2 separate regions of the Homo sapiens genome follow, and region 1 is linked to region 2. Evidence: chromatin loops called from intact Hi-C (ENCODE). Cell type or tissue: B cell. All regions are shown on one strand.

Region 1 (2,500 bases), 260 kb after region 2:
CCCTCACAAATGGCTTGGTGTCATCCTCACAGTAGTGAGTTATTCTATCAGTTACTACAAGAATTCCAGCAAGAGTTCCCCTGAGAGCTAATTGTTAGAAAAGGACCCGACACCTTCTCCCTCTTTCTTGCTTCCTCCTCACCATGTTATCTCTACATGGTGGCTCCCCTTCACCTTGCACCATGAGTGGAAGTTTCTTGAGGCCCTAATCAGAAGCAAATGTTGCCGCCATGCTTCTTGTATTGTCTGCAGCACCGTGAGCCACATAAACCTCTTTATACGTTACCCTGCCTTAGGTATTGCTTTACAGCAACACAAAGATACCAAGTCTGTGTTTTATAAATTACCACATCAAAATAATATGCAGATCTAAGTAAATGAAATTGCCTCCAAGGTTATCTAAAGCCCTACAAGAGTGTTAAAGAAAAAAAAATTCATGACACTTATTAAAGATGGTAAGGAAGACTATTCAAGCGGGGCAGGATGGCGGGCGCTATTACAATGAGGTTTTTGTTATCAGGGGAACGAGATCAGGTTCAACTCCAAGTACAACAAGAAAAAGGGGGAATTTATAGACAGGGAGCACAGTGCAGGAGTAGGTGGATGGAAAATTGCCAAGAGAAAGCATCAAGGGTAAGGGGATTCTCTAGTTAAACAAACATAATGGGATTCTTGCTGAAGGCAGGTCAGGGTGATCTGATGTTACGTAGTGGATGGTGGAGGATGAGAATGTTGATCAGATTTTGAGGATGATCAGATATTAAGGTGGGAGATTCTGGCTAAACTGATTCAGCAGGATTCTTGCTAAAATTGGACACTTGGGGGACTTGCCCAAGGTCACAGAAGCCTGACTAAGTTTTCGTCAAGGGGAGACTCAGTAGCACAGATACAGCCCTAAAAAGGCACTATTACAGATATGGCTGTAAAAAGGCACTGTTTCTCTCATTAAGTTGGAAACCACAAGCAGGAAATGGTCTACAAACGCTGAGGTTTCCTTTCAGATCCTCCTTTCAATCCACGAGCTCAGCTGACCATGTCTTATGCAACTAAGAAAGTTTTTGTGGCAGGAACAAAAGTTAATTTAGGGATTAGGAGTATCCCAGTCTGGCTCCTGAGTCTTCTGCTACCTGAGTTATCTGTAACAAGGTCTTCAGGAAGACAAACTTATAAAGGTAAGCCACTTGGTACATTGTAAATATTCAACAAACATGAAGGCCTAATCTAAGAGCTGCAATCAGATCTGCGTGGGCACATCCCAGACTCAACTGGAGTAAGTGGAGGGGTCTAAAGAAGTGGTCTTCAAACTGGGGTACTCATAACTCTGGGGATATAAAGACCTTCCAAGGGTTCACAGGCATGGATAGCTTAAACAGAAGCAATGTTCAAATCCCCAGCTCCCACGTGTCCTCTCATAACACTGCTCTACAGAAGAGAAGTCTGCAGCGGCCTGTGGTTCCCTTTCCCACATCCTCTCTCGCAACCAAAGGCCCTGCAACCATTTTGTAAAAGAAAGGGAAGGCAAAGCCCCACTGGGACCTAAGCTTCCTGTGTGCTTGCTCCAGGGGTAAACACCTCTGGGCCACCAAGCAGAGGGACCAGGGAATGGAGATTTCGGGAGAGGTAGGGCAAGGTGAAGAAAGCCAAAGCAAGGCTCCATGCCTTTACCCTGATTTTCTCTCCCACCCTCCCCAACATTGTGTCTCTTACATTCAGAAGTGAGGTTGCACAGACATGCATGTAATCACATTTATTTTCAGTAAAAATAAATAAATAAAGTCAACTTTTTCCTGACAGAAACAGCCAGTGTAATTTGATGCAGATAATTTGCTCTATGAACAATTTCTGACCTGAGACAAATCTGAAACTCTGTGATTTTAAGGAAAAGGTATTTAAAGCACGAAGATAATACTGTTAAATAAAAATCACAAGAGGCCATTGTTTTGGACTAAGTTTCTGCACCAGGCCTCAACAGACCAGATAAAAAATCAGAATGGGATCACTCATACTAAAGTTCACTTCTACCAAACTCAAACTAAGTATTTATTTGACCTTCTGAGAAATCAGGAGAAAGAGGTAACAGCTGATTTTCCAAACAAGCCAGTTTAAATCTTCAATCAGTACGAAAAACTTCTACTTAAATCCTTACACATATAAACAGTTAAAAGTTTTAAAAAGTGGTAAGTTAAAATATAATTAGATACTATCCTTTTTTACGCAAGTAGATACAGAGGTAGTAAAACTAAAAATTTTTAATTAACAAAAAACCTAGAAATTGTCAACTTACCCAAAGATAGTACCCAAAACCGAACAATATAATTAACAATTTTTAAAGCCAAAAATGAGTGTCTTAGTTCCAAAGTAAAAACTGATTTCTGACTGCCCAGGAAAAACAAAATGACTGACATCAGGTAAGAGAACAGAAAAGCAAGAGAGAGGAAGATTCTCTAAAATGAAAAGGTTTTCTGGATTCTTGGCCAGCTACTTTTAAAAGGAAATGTTT
Region 2 (2,500 bases):
GGCTGCATTTTTAAAGTGTGTCCACAATGCCAAAAGAACAACTTAAAATCCCCATTTAAAAATATTTTTTCAATGTTATATCAATCAAAATGTGTTAATTTCTATAATAAATAATCTTAACATCTCAGTAGATTAACACAATACAGGCCTACTTCTCCCTCAAGTAAAGTCTGATGTGGATATTACCAGTCAGAAAGTTCTCCTGGCCGGGCGCGGTGGCTCACGCCTGTAATCCCAGCACTTTGGGAGGCCGAGGCGGGCAGATCATGAGGTTAGGAGTTCGAGAACAGCCTGGCCAATATGGTGAAACCCTGTCTCTAGGAGTGGTGGCAGGCGCCTGTAGTCCTAGCTACTCGGGAGGCTGAGGCAGGAGAATTGCTTGAACCCAGGAGATGGAGGTTGAAGTGAGCTGAGATCACGCCACTGTACTCCATCCTGGGTGACAAGAGTGAGACTCCGTATGGCTCCATACAGTCACATGGTGGGAAGGAGAGAACATGTACACACATCACCCACAATGCTGTAGGGGCTTGCTTGGAAGTAGACAACATTACTTCCACCTCTACCTCCTTTCTGTTGCCCAGTGCTTAGTCCCATGGCCCCATCTAGATGCAGTGGAAGACTGGAAAATGTCCTCCTGGTGTCCAGGAGAGAAGAAAAAACAAAAACAGACTATTAAACACAACATTATGTCTGCCACAGCTGCTTAAATTATTTTCCTAAAAGGAAAATAGATCCTAACAGTTCTCTTGTTTCCCTTCATAGCATTTCCATCCTCTCTTACCATTTTCCTTTCTTCCTCCCCACCCCTGAGTCTCTTCTTCTGCCTCATGATTTGATGTTTTCTGTGATTCTATCCTTGTGCAAGAACTCATCTCTTCTCAGCCTCTCTGTTCTCCCTCAGTGATCTTGTTCATTTCCCTGGCTTCAACTACTACCCATCTGCTGGTGATTTCTACTTTCATTTCCCTGCTGATTTGTATTTTCAAGTGCCTACCAGGCATATCCACCCAGATGGCTCAGAGGCTCTTTTTTTTCTTTTTTTTTTTTTTGAGACAAGGTCTCACTCTGCTGCTCAGGCTACAGTGCAGTAATGCCATCTCCGCTCACTGCAATGCAGCCTTTTGGGCTCAAGCGATCCTCCCACCTTAGCCTACAGAGTAGCTGGGACTACGGCACGCACCACCACACCTGGCTAATTTTTGCATTTTTGTAAAGATGGGGTTTTACCATGTTGCCCAGGCTGGTTTTGAACTCCTGAGCTCAAGTGATCCACCGCCTCAGCCTCCCAGAAGTTCTGGGATTACAGATGTGAGCCACCGTGCCTGACCAGAGGCTCTAGAACTGGGCAATCACAAGCTGAATCTACTGTCTCCTCCTAAATTTTACTCTAGTTTATCTCTCTTGCTATTTTAGGGAATGGACCAGCTCACAGTGGTTTCTCATACCATAAACTGGGGGTCATTCTAGATCCTTTGCCTTTCCTTTCACAATACATCTAATCTCTATGTCCTTTCACTGACACCTTCTAAATGGCCCTTTAAATTTCTCCTATTCTCTCTGTCATCACTGCTAAGTGCCTTAACTTAGGCTTTTATCATCTTGCATCCAGACCACCTAATTGTTATTACTCTCTTAAATACCTCCTCCTCAATTCCATCCTTCACATGGCCCCCAAAGTCATATTTTTAGACCCAGATTTTATCAGCTCACTCCCCTATCTAAAATATTTCACTGCCCCCCTTCTGATGAAAGCTGTGTCTTCTTCTCTCAAAGGAAAAAGTGAGACTGTGACAAAATAGCAAACATTCCCCATACTTTCAGCTACTATCCCCAGCTTCCCAGAATGGCTGTTGTGTCTCTTCCATAACCAGGACATTGAGGGAGAAGCTTTGCTCAAGCCAACTCATAATGTGAATGGTAAAAAGTAAAAACAAGGTAAATATCACTTAGGGTAAGCCAAGAGTAAGAAGCCACGAAAAGTAATTATGAACATTCAATTCAAAGGGCCAGTGGCAGCCCTGAAGTTGATGTTACAGCTATAAAGACAGCACTTGAGGCCAGTCAGTCAGAGCATGCTGGGAACAAGGAGAGAGAATCTGAAGAAACTGGCTCAAGCAACTCTGGGGCATCCACAGCTGGCTTTTTTTAGTTGGTTACCAGGCTTATGGCTATTTGAGGCAGAGATCATAGGAAATAAATGGCAGTCCTGGAGAAAGCTTTGAGGTGAGTGAATTTAAATTAAATTATAAGAGAATCCCAGTAAAAGCATTGTCATATCTCCCTAGGACAGAGAAAATTTTAAAGCCTAGATTACTTCAAGAACCACTCCCAACTGAAGTGGTGTGAGGCCGAGGACTACATTAGTCAGGGATCTCCAGAGAGACAGGATCAATAGGATGGATAGATAGATAGATAGATAGATAGATAGATAGATAGATAGATACATAGATAGATACATAGATACATAGATAGATTTATGAGTGGAGAGATTTATTAG

Evidence for each region. Peaks named below come from ENCODE experiments on the same cell type or tissue, not always from the same donor. Only the 100,000 strongest peaks of a DNase experiment are listed, where the experiment ranks them.
Region 1: it touches region 2 in a loop (2.9-fold over the local background); 1 of 110 quality-filtered maps calls a loop at or near these places.

What each region holds. Positions count from the first base shown.
Region 1 is chr1:185,337,865-185,340,364 of GRCh38, reverse strand. The region is part of intron 1 of CBSLR (CBS mRNA stabilizing lncRNA); the gene reads right to left. Among named protein-coding and RNA genes, the nearest start is that of CBSLR, 22 kb to the right of the region's middle. In B cell, no CTCF peak of the experiment used is centred here; DNase peaks (open chromatin) are centred at 984 and 1,434; H3K4me3 peaks cover 1,171 bases; H3K27ac peaks cover 1,453 bases.
Region 2 is chr1:185,601,887-185,604,386 of GRCh38, reverse strand. All of the region lies in intron 2 of LINC01350 (long intergenic non-protein coding RNA 1350), which reads left to right. The region is part of intron 1 of LOC107985239 (a long non-coding RNA gene); the gene reads right to left. Among named protein-coding and RNA genes, the nearest start is that of LINC01350, 25 kb to the left of the region's middle. In B cell, no CTCF peak of the experiment used is centred here; a DNase peak (open chromatin) is centred at 1,016; H3K4me3 peaks cover 1,146 bases; H3K27ac peaks cover 347 bases.